Regions from separate parts of the Homo sapiens genome. Here regions 2, 3, 4 and 5 are each linked to region 1. The links are chromatin contacts, found by Hi-C or POLR2A ChIA-PET in ENCODE. All regions are on one chromosome and are shown on one strand. The core of a region is the stretch at or near the end of the contact, and the rest is flanking DNA. Distances in the headings are between cores, read along the strand shown.

Region 1 (2,625 bases), core at 75-2,574:
AAATACTGCAAAGTGAAAGTGCTTTGAAAAACCGAAGACAGGCAGGGCATGGTGGCTCACTCCTGCAATCCCAGCACTTAGGCAGGCGGGAGGATCACTTGAATCCGGGAGTTGGAGGTTGCAGTGAGCTGTGATCGCGCCACTGCGCTCCAGCCTGGGCGCCAGAGCGAGACAGTGTCTCAAAAAAAAGAAAAGAAAAAGAATTATTATTGAGAGTTTTGTTGTAGCTGTGAGCTTAGAGGAAGAAGCGAGGTCCAACCCAAGAAACACTTTGGGCACCAAATAAAACTGGAAACCCTGATCCCAAAACTCACACAAAAGTGAGAGATAAGGATGAATCAAGAAACCCTTGGACAAGATCAAAAGAAGCATTAGAGGTCAGTCAAGAATGTCACTTTCCTGGCAGGAAAGATTCGATGTGGAGAAAGCCGGCCCGGCGCAGTGGCTCATGCCTGTAATCCTAGCACTTTGGGAGGCCGAGGCAGGAGGATCACTTAAGCTTACAGTTCGAGACCAGCCTGACCAACATAGTGACCAGGGTCACTTCTTGGCAGGGTCTCCAAAATTCTTACTGAGAGACATTTAATGCACCGAAGGGCTTCATATCCGACGTTTTTGCTCCGGGGGTCAACCTAAAGCAGGAAGCTGCGCAGCTGAGCGTCCGCACCCCCGGTCCCTCAGGAACCCAGCCAAGTCAGCCGACATCCGCTCCTGACCTCAGGCGCCTCCTGGCGGGTGCTGCTGCACGCACCTGCGGGACGTGGACCTCCAGGACAGCCCCGTCGGCCCCCGGACCCGGCTCCTCCGAGAATCGAAAGCGCTGGGCCCGGACCCCCTGTCCTCGGAAATCGTGCTCGCCCAGTAGGGCGTCGTTGGGCCCCGGGCGGGCGGGGGACCGCGGAAGGCTCCGGGCTGCCAGACTGCGCGAGCGGGAAGCCGCGGGCCACGTGGCCGTAGCACCTGACGGCAAGAAGGGGAAAGCCCAGATCTGGTGATAACCCTGCCGCGCTGCGAGCGAAGAAAGCCCGGAGCAAGGCGAAAGAGACTCACACGCGCAGAACTGGCAACGGGCGGCTGGCGCGACCGGAAGTGATGGGCACAGCGGCAGCGCGGGAGGGGAGGGGCGGGGCGGGGCGGGGCGGTGACGCAGCCGACGTGACCTTCCCAACATGGCGGAGGCCCGCCGTATGTGAAGGAGTACCCCAGGGGAGCCAAAGCCAATGGAAAACCGCGAGAGGCGTCGGGGCGGGGAAGACGGCGGCCGCTTGCCCAACCCGAGGCTCGGGAGGTGGCTGGGGAGTGAATTTTCTGGAAGGCGACTTTAAAGGCGCCGGGACTGAGCGAAGGGCGTTTGGGTACTGCCGTCGCCGCCGCCCAGGCCGGGGAGGGGTGCGTTAGTGTCAGGAAGCGGGCTGCGCCGAGGTCGTAGCGGAACCAGCTGGCGACCCCGCAGAATGAACCACAAGAGCAAGAAGCGCATCCGCGAGGCCAAGCGGAGTGCGCGGCCGGAGCTCAAGGACTCGCTGGATTGGACCCGGCACAACTACTACGAGAGCTTCTCGCTGAGCCCGGCGGCCGTGGCGGTGAGCGGGTCGGGCGGGGGTGGCCAGGCCGGGCATCGGCACCTCCAGCCGCTACGCACCTTTCTCTGGGCCCGAGGCTGCCCTCGCCCCGAGCGCCCGGGACCTCGTAGAGGCTCACCCGCACCCCGCGGAGTTTGGGGTCCCCGAGGCGCGGATTCCGGGGCGGGTCTGCTTCCTCCCGTGCTGTGGCCGCCCGTCTGCTCTGGCGGACGACGGGAGTCCCACGCCTGTGGCGCTCTCAACTAGAAGGCCCGTCGTCCCTGACTCCTTTGGGCGGCGGGTCCCCTAGGGGACCTGGCTGTCAAGGCTCATGGGGGGTGGCTCTAGGAACGACGTGGCCTCACGCACGCGCCCTGCCCCCACCCCGGAGGAGCCAGACGAGAGTCAACTTCCTTCGGTTTGTCATTACCAGTTGGCCTTGGGGACACCCTTATCTGCCACTGGACTTTTTTTTTTTTTTTAACTGGACAGGTCTTTTTTAATTCCCTCAGGATAACGTGGAAAGGGCAGATGCTTTACAGCTGTCTGTGGAAGAATTTGTGGAGCGGTATGAAAGACCTTACAAGCCCGTGGTTTTGTTGAATGCGCAAGAGGGCTGGTCTGCGCAGGAGAAATGGACTCTGGAGCGCCTAAAAAGGAAATATCGGAACCAGAAGTTCAAGTGTGGTGAGGATAACGATGGCTACTCAGTGAAGATGAAGATGAAATACTACATCGAGTACATGGAGAGCACTCGAGATGATAGTCCCCTTTACATCTTTGACAGCAGCTATGGTGAACACCCTAAAAGAAGGAAACTTTTGGAAGACTACAAGGTGCCAAAGTTTTTCACTGATGACCTTTTCCAGTATGCTGGGGAGAAGCGCAGGCCCCCTTACAGGTAAAGTATTCTGCAGCTAAGTGGTTAAAATCCTTTTCTTTTTTTTTTTTTTTTTTTTTTGAGACAGAGCGTCACTCTTGTAGCCCAGGCTGCAGTGCCGTGGTGCGATCTCGGCTCACAGCAACCTCCATCTCCCGAGTTCAAGCGCTTCTCCTGCCTCAG
Region 2 (2,625 bases), core at 72-2,571, 1.5 Mb after region 1:
GTACAAGGCTACGGGGTAGGGGGGCAAGAAAGATGACTGAGGAGGGAAGTGCTGTTTACCTGAATCATGAGGGATCTGGCCAGTACTTTGTTTCCTCCTATCATCATCATGTTGGTGAATTTACTTCAAAGAGAAAAGCAACACGTTTAGCTCTCCAAGGCTGTATCACAGAATCCTCACCAGAAACCCTCCCTGGGATAGTCCCAGTCCATGTAACAAGTGTTTGTTTCCATCTAACCTGATGACTGGGTCTTCAAACACAGAACTTGTTTTCCCTGCTGGAGCAGCTTTGATGAGCTGAGTCTTCTTGAGCTCCCGAACATATTTCTCCTCCTCAGTTAGCTCCTCCACTGGCTTGCGATAATATTCCTTGTCAATCAAGGGATCCTTGAATTCAGGACTATAGCGGCTCCATCTCACCTGAGTTAGCCTGGGAGGGGGGGAAAGGAGGAGGCAGGCAAAAGCTGACTCCACAAGCGAGTAGGTTTGACTTAACAATAGGCATGACTGCCAACGCGCCGACGAGGGGGAGCGGCGCGGAGACCGCGAGCTAAACCTGAGCCACAACAATTCAGGCCCTTGTCCCAAGTAGGAGGACATTCCCCAAGCAGGCGGGTAAAGTCTCCTCCTGGTCAAGTGCTAACGGTAAGGATGGGCTTGGCGCCTACACACCCATCCCAATTCACAGGCGATCCCAGATCTGAGCTCTTTAGCTGAACCGCACTTTCAGCTCCGCGTTAGAACCCTAGATCAGCCAGACTCCTTAGGCGAGAGGTAGTCACTAAACCTTCGGATTGGCGCAGGGTCACGCAGCTAACTTAGAAGCTTGAATCCAGATACTCCGGCCCCCAGGGCAATGCTCTCTCTAGGGGCCCACGCGGCCTGCCTGTGGCCCCCTTCCTTCCTCGCAGCGCCCCCCCGCCGCTGCTCGCCACCCTCTCACCCTGGAAGCTGCAAGACAGCCCGCCGCACGCCCAACGCCAGGCCCGACCATCCTCGGGCAACCTTCACTGCGGGGGCAGCCATCTTGGCTGGCCACGAGGACCCCACAAGGACTGCCCTCGGCGCGCCTGAGCGAGTGACGGGAAACGGGTGAAAAAGACTCCTCAGGGTCCTAAATCTGCGTTTCTCTCCACTGATCTGGACGTTAGAGTTTTTCACTCCGGGGTCCAAAGGGGAGCGCCAAAAGGAAACCCTTGCCCTCCCTGTATCCGTCGCAGTCTGGCGCGGCCCTCGGTGACGGCACTCACTCCTCTCAGGACCCCATGCAGGCCCCGCCCCGTCTCAGCTCGTGCAGACTCTCGCGAGTTTTGAAGCCGCGGGGCCGGGCGGCTGCAATATGGCGGAGGCGGAAGGGGAAAGCCTGGAGTCCTGGCTCAGTGAGTAGCCGCGGCCGTTTCTGCCTGCCCTCGAGCCGCTGGGCTGCCCCTGTCTTCACCCCCACGTCCCCTCCCCGGGCTCCACGGCGTCGCCTCTTGGCAGCCCACGCCCGGTCTCGCCCTCGCCGCGAGCAGCCTGCGATCACGCCCCTTCCCTATCAGGGCGCCGGGCCCCAGTCCGGCCCCCGCTTCCCTCGCTGCGGCGCGTCCTCTTGCTCTGGCGCGCGGCGGCGTGAACTCGGGCTCCTGTCGGGCACCGCAGGCTCGGGGAAAGGCGACAGCCAAGATCTTCGGGCTGACATGCTTCGGCGCTTTGGGGAGATTGTGGTGGGGTCGCCGCCCGGCGGTGACACCAGGAACCCAGCGCCCCAATCCCTGACTAAGGGAGAAGCTTCGGATTGGGGCTGAGTCTCCGGTAGTGGTGGGTGCTGCCGACTGCGTTCAGTCGCCTGGCAGCTTCAGAATTGTGACCATGTGTTGGAGAAGTGACGGCTTCGCTCAGGCAGAATGCTTGAAGTGAGAATAATATTCCAAAGAGAGCGATGATAGAGAACAGAGAGCTCTACCTTTTTCCTGCAGTGACCACAGAAGCATGGTGAAATCGGTGTCGGGAATTCCCCCCCCACACACATACATATACCCCCTTGAATATCCTAACGAGTCAGTGTTGATAGCCTATTCTGAGTAAGGCTGAGGAGCACAGTCTGAAGCTGTAGTTATAGAAGCGTATTGCTGTCATTGCACTGTGAATTACAGTGCTACGAAGGAAATGTGTGTTAACCTGGTTAGCAGGTAGTACTCTGCCTGAGGGTTAATAAGTGAACTTTCCTGTAGGCTAGACCTGGAAGCCTCCTTTAAGTGGAGAGAGAAATTGGACTGGTAATGGGATAGGTGAGATACCTAGTATTGCCTTGTTCTGAGGTCTCTTATTTAGTACTGCTTCCGGGATCTTGGAGGTGATAGCTATTTCCTCAAATTGTCTGATTTTTCCTAGTAAGAAACCCCCTTCAGGAGGTTGAGCTTCAGTTTAAAGGGGAGCATATCCCAAAAGAGAGAAAAAGTAAGATCACGTTTGCAAAATCTGCAGTTGCAGGCAGGTCATAAGGCTTCTTTATATATGGAAGTGTTCTCCAAGGAGCTCAAAGTACTTTACAGATATTCATTAAATTAGTTTACCAAGTATTCTAGCAAAGCAGGCACTACTGCCATAATTTCACAAAAAGAGGACATCCTGACTCCAGTCAAA
Region 3 (2,625 bases), core at 52-2,551, 1.4 Mb after region 1:
AAAAGTTTGAGACCAGACTGACCAACATGGCAAAACCCCATCTCTACTAAAGATACAAAAAATTAGCTGGGCATAGTGGTGCACGCGTGTAATCCCAGCTACTCGGGAGGCTGAGGCAGGAGAATCGTGTGAACCCCAGAGGCAAAGGTTGCAGTGAGCTGAAATAGCACCATTGCACTCCAGCCTGGGCGACAAGAGCAAAACTGTCTCAAAAAAAAAAAAAAAAAAAAAAAAAAAAAAAAAAAAAAAAAAAGAAGAACATTTCTTTCTTTCAGAAAAGTGTAAACACTAATTCATATTTGATATTAAAAGTTTTTTTGGGGGGTCGGAGTGACAGTTTTGTGTGTGTGTGAAGCATAATGTATACGTATTAAAAAGGGAATGCTTGTCCTTTAAAGACACATACTGAAATATTTACTGGTGAAAACACGTGATGGTATTTACTTCAGAATAACGCTGGGCAGCGCGTGCGAGGTAGGTGCAGAAATAGAGGAAACAAGATTGCCCCATGAGTCGCGTAACTGCTGAGGTCGGAGAGCGACTCTACGCGGCTTCATCGGGTTATTCCACTTCTGTGTATCTTGAAATTTTCTACAATAAAAATGTCTTAAAATTGTGCGTCAAAATGATAACACGAATATAAAAATGCAATTAAAAAGTCAGGAGGCAATACTGTCGCGCAAAACCGTGACGCTAGTTGTGTGCGGGCGGTAGGATGAGTCATTTCCTCCTTCCTTTCTATATTTTCTGTCTATATACTTTTAATATTACTTTTATAATGAGAAATACTAAAACTCGGGGTGAGAGGGGGGGACACTCGTGTTTTTGCCTTCCCCGTCCCCGAGGGGACTGTTCTCATCTATTCTCTTCCCGACGTCCTCCAGCTTTTTGCTAGGCTTCCTGCCATCTTTACCAAGTTGAGATTATCCGGGTTCTGGCATTAACAGAGTTTGAGGAAAGCGGGTCAAGTCTACCGCGCCCTAACCTTGGACCCCGCCTGCAGGCTGACTTTCGAGTCACACGCCAGAGCACGGCGACCCCTAAGGTCGCAGCCCGGCTTCGCAAGGCACCTCCTTCTAACGCGTCGGTCGAACTCGCGCGCCCGCGAGCAGCCGGACTACATCTCCCAGGAAGCTGTGCGCCGTCCAGCTGTCCTGCCCTTGGTCGCGAAGGACTACATTACCCGGTGATATCTTGCGGGAGGCGGTTGCCAGACCTCAAGCGCACAACCATTGGTCCAGCGTCTGGCGGGGAGCTGCACGGTGATTGGCCCAGGAGCCCGCCAGTTTCGTCCGAGCTCAGTAGAGTTTTGCTGTTAAGACTGCGCGAGGAGCTAGAGAGAGCGGAGAGCGCTGAGCCGGGCCGCACCCGCCGAGCCGTGTGAGTAACCTCTACCTCCGTCCTTCTCGCCGCCCTCTCGGGGACCAGCACCCTCGCTCCTCAGGGTGGTCGGGAGGGAGCACACGCACCCGGGCGCTCACGAGAGGGCGGGGACTGTGTACACACGTGTCACACCAGACCAGAGAAGCATCTCCAGGGACACCGGCGGCCGAGCCCCGCGCACGCCCTTGAGCACCTGAGCTCCAGGGCGTCCCCTCGGACTCAAGGAGAAAAAACACACCCCGAGGCACACGTGGACACCTAGGTACCCACACGGGGACCTCTGCAGATTTGCTCAGCTGAGCCCTTGGGCACATGGGCACCCGAACACCAGGAAGAGCCTGGTATGCTCCGGTCTCCTGACAGCGATCCAGGACACCTGCCACTCGGGCTTGCTCCTCCTTTCTGCCCAGATGGGCGGGAAACACGCTGCTCAGTGTGACCTGAGCGGTCCCTGGGTAACCCCTGGAGAGGTTTTGCCTCTCAGTCGCTTGCCGCGTGTTTAAACTTCCTCATGGGCGCCTGGGGAGGAGTTCCAGGGTGGGTGAGAGGAGAAAAGGAATTGATGTCTGGGGTGGAGGCTGCCATCCTGTAGGTAGTATCTCCCCTCCTCCCCCACCCCCACCCCCACTACTACAAGTATTCAAGAACTAGGGTAATTCTGAAGGCTAGTTTTAGGGATTTTTTTTTTTTTTTTTTGCCATAACAAATTCAAACAGTATAGAATTATCGACAGGTCTACCTTCCTTTTTCCCTTCTCAGCCCTTCTCCCTGTGATCAGTTACCAACTACCTGTTGATGTGTGTGGTTACAGACTTCTTTCTATGCTTTGTACAACTCTACAGACCGTATGTAGGTATTACTGTTTTTGTTTTTTGTTTTTACAAAAAAGGAAAAAAGTACATCTCCTGGAAGGGATGCTTTTTAGCTGAGCTCTGGTGGATGAGAGGAGCTAGCCTTGAAAAAGTGAGTAGGGGCTGAGAGTGGGGCTGTATTTCAGACGTAGGGAACTGGAGGAGTAGAGGCAAGGCAATTGATAGGAGTGCTCCCCGAGTTTTCCAGGAACTGGGCAGAAGCAGTCAGACCACTCTGGTTAAATGAGGGAAGGGGAAGAGTGGTCCAGAGTGAGGCTGAAGAGGTCAGTAGGTCTGAGTCAGGGGAGCCCAGGAGCGTCATTTTCTTTTTTGTTTTGTTTTGTTTTTTTGTTTTTGAGACGGAGTCTCACTCTGTAGCCCAGGCTGGAGT
Region 4 (2,625 bases), core at 53-2,552, 1.2 Mb before region 1:
GTGTAACATGCTTGCCAGTTATTTCTTCCCCAGGTTAACAGGCAGGGAACCCCCACATCCACATCTGCACATTTTCATAGCTACGAATCAATTAATTAAATCTCGTCCTCAAGGTAAAGGTGCAAAGGAGGCACCGCTTAAAGCAGAGGCGGCAACCAGGCGCTCGGGTTACGTTATCTGATAACAGGACAGATGTTGTACGGCTCGTTTTCCTCATACGCATTACTCCGCAGTCCGCAGCACCGTTAGAAAATCCACCTGATTTCAGAGCCGCAGAGCGCCCAGGGGTCCTTCTCCGCCCACCCGCAGCACGCCCCGGGTTTTTCTCTTCCCCCAAACAACGGCACCGGGCTCCTGCACCAAAACACGGCGGGTTCGCGCCTGCCATCACCAGTGCAAAATCTGCGGGGGGCTGCCCGGAAAGGACCGAATTTCACCGCTGCATGAGTTTTAAAAGGGAGGGGGCACATCCATCTTCAGCCCTCCATTCCACTCCCGTTTGATTGTGATGCACACCGGGCGTCTGCACAGCCCCGTCTCACACTAGCACACACGCGCCCCGGCCCCGGCCGCTTCCCGCCGCTCCCCTCAAACCCGGCCGGCCCGGGGCCTGGCGCCGCACGCGGGTCGCTAGGGGCCAGCGCCCGCCCCGGCTCGGCTCGGCCGAACAAAGGGCCCGCGAACCTCCCGGCAAAGTTGCGGCTGCGGCGAGGAGCGGGCGGACTGCCGCGCTCACCTGGGCTCCGTCCCCGGCGGCGGCGGCGGCTCCGCGGGGCTCCGGTGGCGCGGGCCTGGCGGCGGCGGCGGCACGAACAACCGCCCGAGGGCCTCGGGAGTGCGCGGGCGGCGGGGGCCCGCTCAGCGCCGGCGCCACGGACTCAGGTCCCGGCGCGGGCGGCGGCGGCGGCTGCGGCGGCGGCGCGGGCGAGTGGGCGGCGGCGCGTCCCGGCAGGTCCAGGTCCGGCCCCGGCAACGCCGCGACGCGTCCTCCTCCTCACGCCCGGCGGGATGCGGCTCCGGCGGGGTCCGGGTCCTAGGCGGCGGCGGCGGCGGCGGTGGCAGCTGCGGACGGCTGGGCGCGGGGCCGCTCCGCTCCCTCCGCCTCCGGCTCGGGCGGGCCCGCGGCTACTGCGACGGTGACGGCGGCGGGAGCGCGGCGGGCGCTGGGACTGCCCTGTCAGGGGGCGGCCCGGGCGGCGCTCAAGACTGCGCGGCGGCGGGGCCGGCGGCGGCGGCTACGGCTCCCGGGGCCGTCGCGCTGAGGTGCGGAGCTGCCACCGCGGCCATCTTGTTGCTCTAACTGACAAGAACCCCCCTCCCCCCGCTTCAGCCAGACGGGGCGCTCGCGCCCCCTTCCCCGCCCCGCGTTGGCCTCCAACAGGAAGTCGTCCCGGCCCCTAGCACGTGACTCCCACCGTATCTGCATACCGGAGGGCGAACTGGCCAATCGGCACTCTGCACCTGAGCTCCTCCCCCGCGCGCCCCTCCCGGCCCATTGGCTCCTCGGCCAGGCCACGCCTCCTCCTTTCCCCTTAATACCCGCCCGCGCTGTGGTTCCCTGCACCGCGCGGGGAGCGCGCCGGGGTGCGAGCGGTGCGCGCTCCGAGTGGCCGGGACGCGCGCCAGTCCTGGGAGCTTGCACTGCTCGGGGGGGTTACGTGGAGACTTGCGTGGTGTCCTTTACCGCCGCCGCCTGCCCTCCGGTCCCTGGGCGCTGTGGCTCCGCGTTAGGGTGCTGGCGGGAGGGGTGCCGATCCGGTTCTGCGCGTCCGGTGGGTTCTCCGGGCCAGCGCCCCGCGGCGCCCGGGCTTTATGCTGTAATTGCGCCCGGCGGCGCCCGGCGCCCGCACCGGCGCGCGTCTCGCCCGTGCCGTGCACACGCCCTGCACCGCCCCACTTTGCACACGCACACGCACACGAGTCCTTGGGGCCCTGGAGCATCGTGCTCGCCTCGCGCCTCCCGGCCCGCCCTTGCGCTCAGTCGCTCCCCAGGGAGCGCCCAGCTGCGAGCAAAACAAGCCTCGCTGCGAAACAGTCCCCCGGGGAGACAGCCCTTTCCCCGGAGCACAGACACCACACCTTCACCGCGCAAGCCTTCGGTCCGGGCCGAACCCGGGCGCTCCGGCGCCTACGCACCCCACGATTCCTCCCCGGTGCTCCGTACGCCGCCGTGATCCTCCATTCCACGGCTCCTCGATATCCATTATTCATTAGTGGTAGGTAAGGTCAGGCGCAATGTGCAATTCGAAAAGTCCCTTTTTAACTTTCGGTTCAAGCCAGGAGAAGATTTTGAAACCAAGAATTTTCTCCATTTTCATGCAAGGTCGCAGAAGCAGGCTAGCTTTTCCCCCATCGTTCAGTGGAGGATCAGCAGTGCTACTTGGAAGTTGGTATTGGAAGAGGCCATTCCCTGTCTACGTGTCCCTGTCTTGAAGAGGAGATAATAACACACTAGTACTTTCGCAATGCAATTTTGTTACCGCAAGTGTCATGCTTTGAAACGACTGTGGATGAAAGAGACAAATTCCCCGCTCTCGTTTCCCTTCAGGGTCCCATGAGCTCCTTTCTTCTTACTGCCATATTTTAAGCCCTCCGGTAGTCAGATTCACAACCAGCCTCTAAAGG
Region 5 (2,500 bases), core at 1-2,500, 1.2 Mb after region 1:
ATAGCCCTCGTCTGCCCTGCAGCCCCAGCATGTGACACTGTGCCTGGCACCTTATGGGTACTTGTCAATACTCATTGATTCAGTGGATGGGTGGCTCCCGGAGGCGGGGTGGTGGCAGATACCTGGTACTGCAGGAAGGTCACAGTGTGGTCGGTCAGCAGCAGCTGGTAAGCTTCCTGGATAGACAGTGGCAGGTCTTGGTGGAAGAGGTGGATGGAGCCCTGGAAGTGGGGCCAACAGCTCAGCTTATGAGCCCTCACTACAGTGCCACAGAGGAATGGGGCAACTTCCCAGCTCTGATACCTCCCCCTCCCCCTCTCAGCAGCGCATCAAGAATGTGGCCAACCAGGAAAGTGGGGCAGCATCACTAATGTGGACTGGAATCCCTGCTCCCTGCAACGTACCACCTCCTGCTTTAGAAGTTTGGTTATCAGTTCTCTAAAGACCGGGTTGTGTGTGCTTTTTCTCCGATAAAACGTGTCCTTCCCGTTCTTTGGTCCCAACTCCTTCCCCACCTCCCGGGCCCCACTTACACACTCCAGAAGATACAAGGCCTCTTCCGGGTGAAGGCGCTGCCGGCCCTGCTCTGAGAAGCCCATGGTCTGCCAGAATTTGCCCTGTGTGGGGCCCAGAGCAAGTGTCACAAGGGAGGGAGGGCAGGGAGGGCAGGGAGGGCGGTCCCCGGTCCCCGAGCCCGCCGCTCACCGCGGGAGACTTCAACTCCACGAAGCCCTCTTCTGGCCTCCACTCGGCAGCCACCAAGCTGCCCCTGGCGAGGAGTGGGGAGGGGTCTGCGTCAGTCCATTCCGGAGACCCCGCGGCCCGCCTCGCCCCCGCTTCCCTTACCCCTGGGCCCGCCCCTCTCACAGGCGCTCCACGCGCTGCTCTGCCAGCAGCTGCCAGAGCTCTTCCCGGCACCGGCGCAGCCGCTCGGCCTGAGCTGCCGAGCCGTCGGGCAGAAAGTCCTTGGGGCCATGCGAGCGCTGGGGCAGCTTCTGCGACCGCGAGCGGGCGGCGAAGAGCTCCCGGGCGCTGGGGGAGAAGGGGACGCGGGGTCAGCGCCGCGCATCGGGGGCCGCCTGGCCGGGTCCCGGGCGCCGGTTTCCCTACCCGCGCTGGCCCCGCGCCCCCGACACCCACTCCGGCCGGGCCGCGCCGCACCTGAGCACGCGCCCCGCGGGAACCTCCACGGCCGCGGGCTCGGGCTCGGGCTCCATCCCGCCGCCGCCTGCCGCTGCGCGCGCCGCCACGCCCCGCCCACCGCCGGAGCTCCGCGCTGCCCTAGTGCCCGCCGATCCGCAATGCCGCGGCAGCCCCGCCCCCTGCACCGCCCCAGCCCGCTCTGCGCCCTCCTGATTGTCCCCGGTCCTAGCGCCCGCCCGGAAGCGCACCCCGACGCCGGGTCTGGGAGCTCAGCCCGCAGGTTGCTGGAGATGCAGAAGGCCCCTCTTTTGCCCCTAGCCCTCCTCGGGGCTTCTCTCCAGTAAAGCCTGAGGAGCCGGCGTCTGGAGTGCAGTGCGAATGGTCACACTTGTGACCGCCCCTCTGCAGCCTCGCGCTGCTTAGTCCCCACCGCCCGGGCTGGGCAAGGAGGGCAGAAGGGCTCAGGGAAGGACGAGCGGAGGGTGTGCAAATTCCGACTTTGCAGGCCGAAGGCCACCCGGGAACTGTCAGGAGCGGTCCGGGGAGGTTCGCCATTCCTTCGGTGTCTTCCGTCCGGTCCCTACGGCTGGGCTCCGAAGCCAGGTTTCGAGGGCCGGGGGCGGGAGGCGCTGTCCGGCCCACGACGGTGCTGAAGCGCCACCTCCGCCCGGCACGAGCGCCTCCTCGAGGCTGGGGTCCCCGCACTGGTGCCGTCCGCTAGGTGGTGCCATTGCCCGGCCGGCGGCTGCGGGTGGGCGACGCCGGCCGCAGACGGGGGGTACTGCAAGTGGGGTCCCGCGTCTTGGTTGCCAACCCCCTTCACATTACGTCTTCTCTCCCACCAGTCAGACCCGGGGTGTCTAGCCCTTGGGTCTAAGTCCAGAGCCCCAGGTCACCTCTGCCCCCGCGCCCCCCGCCCCTCCGTTTCACCTGGGCGCATGCGCTGATCCGGTCAGCGCCCCCGGTCCGGGCGGGCACGAGTTGGGGCGGGATCTGGCGCGGATGGGGGCGGAGCCGCCGGTGCTGACTGACAGCCTGACTGCGCGGCCGGGACGGTCCCTCCGTTCCCGATCCGGCGGGAGGGAGGGGGGAGGGGCGGGATTTCCTGCGGGAGGCGCCGAGCCGGCCTTGGAAAAGGAGAAGGAGAAAGGGGGGCAGGGGGGAGTGGGAGCCACCGTCCTGAGTGCCAGGGACCGAGCAGGGCCAGCCGGACCCCGGCGGGCGGCCGGGAGAGGTGAGGCTGCGGGGCCCGCGCTGGGGGTCAGCGCCCCTGGGGGCGGGCGCAAACTAACTTTTCTTGCGGGGTCGGCGGGCACCTCCATCTCCCCGCTCCTTCCGTCCTCCTCGCGCCCCTTTT

What was found. A loop is a pair of places that touch in the nucleus more often than their neighbours do. ChIA-PET counts read pairs that join two places held with the same protein, here RNA polymerase II (POLR2A). Pooled maps may share reads with other maps.
Region 2: a loop to region 1 is called in a map of naive thymus-derived CD4-positive, alpha-beta T cell, with 37 times the contacts of the local background. The contact joins the promoter of GGA3 here to the promoter of JMJD6 in region 1. A Hi-C loop is called at or near these places in 1 of 168 maps with a recorded cell type or tissue (naive thymus-derived CD4-positive, alpha-beta T cell) and 10 of 50 pooled maps. POLR2A ChIA-PET finds 5 or more read pairs at or near these places in 1 of 52 experiments (CD8-positive, alpha-beta T cell).
Region 3: a loop to region 1 is called in a pooled map, with 10 times the contacts of the local background. The contact joins the promoter of SLC25A19 here to the promoter of JMJD6 in region 1. A Hi-C loop is called at or near these places in 1 of 37 single-sample maps with no recorded cell type and 8 of 50 pooled maps. POLR2A ChIA-PET finds 5 or more read pairs at or near these places in 1 of 52 experiments (HCT116).
Region 4: a pooled map shows a loop between it and region 1 (21-fold over the local background). The contact joins the promoter of TNRC6C here to the promoter of JMJD6 in region 1. A Hi-C loop is called at or near these places in 3 of 168 maps with a recorded cell type or tissue (B cell, CD4-positive, alpha-beta memory T cell and naive thymus-derived CD4-positive, alpha-beta T cell), 6 of 37 single-sample maps with no recorded cell type and 14 of 50 pooled maps. POLR2A ChIA-PET finds 5 or more read pairs at or near these places in 6 of 52 experiments (B cell, CD4-positive, alpha-beta T cell, CD4-positive, alpha-beta memory T cell and 3 more).
Region 5: a pooled map shows a loop between it and region 1 (6-fold over the local background). The contact joins the promoter of TSEN54 here to the promoter of JMJD6 in region 1. A Hi-C loop is called at or near these places in 2 of 168 maps with a recorded cell type or tissue (B cell and tibial artery), 1 of 37 single-sample maps with no recorded cell type and 10 of 50 pooled maps. POLR2A ChIA-PET finds 5 or more read pairs at or near these places in 1 of 52 experiments (naive thymus-derived CD8-positive, alpha-beta T cell).

Annotation. Positions count from the first base shown.
Region 1 is chr17:76,725,305-76,727,929 of GRCh38, reverse strand. JMJD6 (jumonji domain containing 6, arginine demethylase and lysine hydroxylase) reads left to right here and starts at 1,324. Exons shown (of 6, transcript NM_015167.3): 1 at 1,324-1,583; 2 at 2,075-2,463. The coding sequence starts at 1,455. It overlaps METTL23 (methyltransferase 23, arginine), which reads right to left and starts at 1,091. Exons shown (of 5, transcript NM_001080510.5): 1 at 752-1,091. RefSeq lists enhancers at 1-191, 822-1,451 and silencers at 711-1,160, 1,271-1,400.
Region 2 is chr17:75,260,302-75,262,926 of GRCh38, reverse strand. GGA3 (golgi associated, gamma adaptin ear containing, ARF binding protein 3) reads left to right here and starts at 1,321. Exons shown (of 17, transcript NM_138619.4): 1 at 1,321-1,379. The coding sequence starts at 1,340. It overlaps MRPS7 (mitochondrial ribosomal protein S7), which reads right to left and starts at 1,048. Exons shown (of 5, transcript NM_015971.4): 1 at 944-1,048; 2 at 239-430; 3 at 60-123. The coding sequence starts at 1,026. RefSeq lists enhancers at 262-1,139, 936-1,345, 1,816-1,915.
Region 3 is chr17:75,288,109-75,290,733 of GRCh38, reverse strand. It overlaps SLC25A19 (solute carrier family 25 member 19), which reads left to right and starts at 1,301. Exons shown (of 8, transcript NM_001126121.2): 1 at 1,301-1,380; 2 at 2,143-2,232. RefSeq lists enhancers at 793-842, 883-932, 1,023-1,222, 1,655-2,156.
Region 4 is chr17:77,957,380-77,960,004 of GRCh38, reverse strand. It overlaps TNRC6C (trinucleotide repeat containing adaptor 6C), which reads right to left and starts at 1,302. Exons shown (of 23, transcript NM_001142640.2): 1 at 737-1,302. RefSeq lists enhancers at 367-925, 926-1,485 and silencers at 1,158-1,617, 1,638-1,687.
Region 5 is chr17:75,515,278-75,517,777 of GRCh38, reverse strand. TSEN54 (tRNA splicing endonuclease subunit 54) reads right to left here and starts at 1,250. Exons shown (of 11, transcript NM_207346.3): 1 at 1,162-1,250; 2 at 868-1,032; 3 at 706-769; 4 at 534-617; 5 at 123-221. The coding sequence starts at 1,217. CASKIN2 (CASK interacting protein 2) reads left to right here and starts at 2,241. Exons shown (of 20, transcript NM_020753.5): 1 at 2,241-2,377. RefSeq lists silencers at 1,012-1,391, 1,782-2,391 and an enhancer at 1,176-1,470.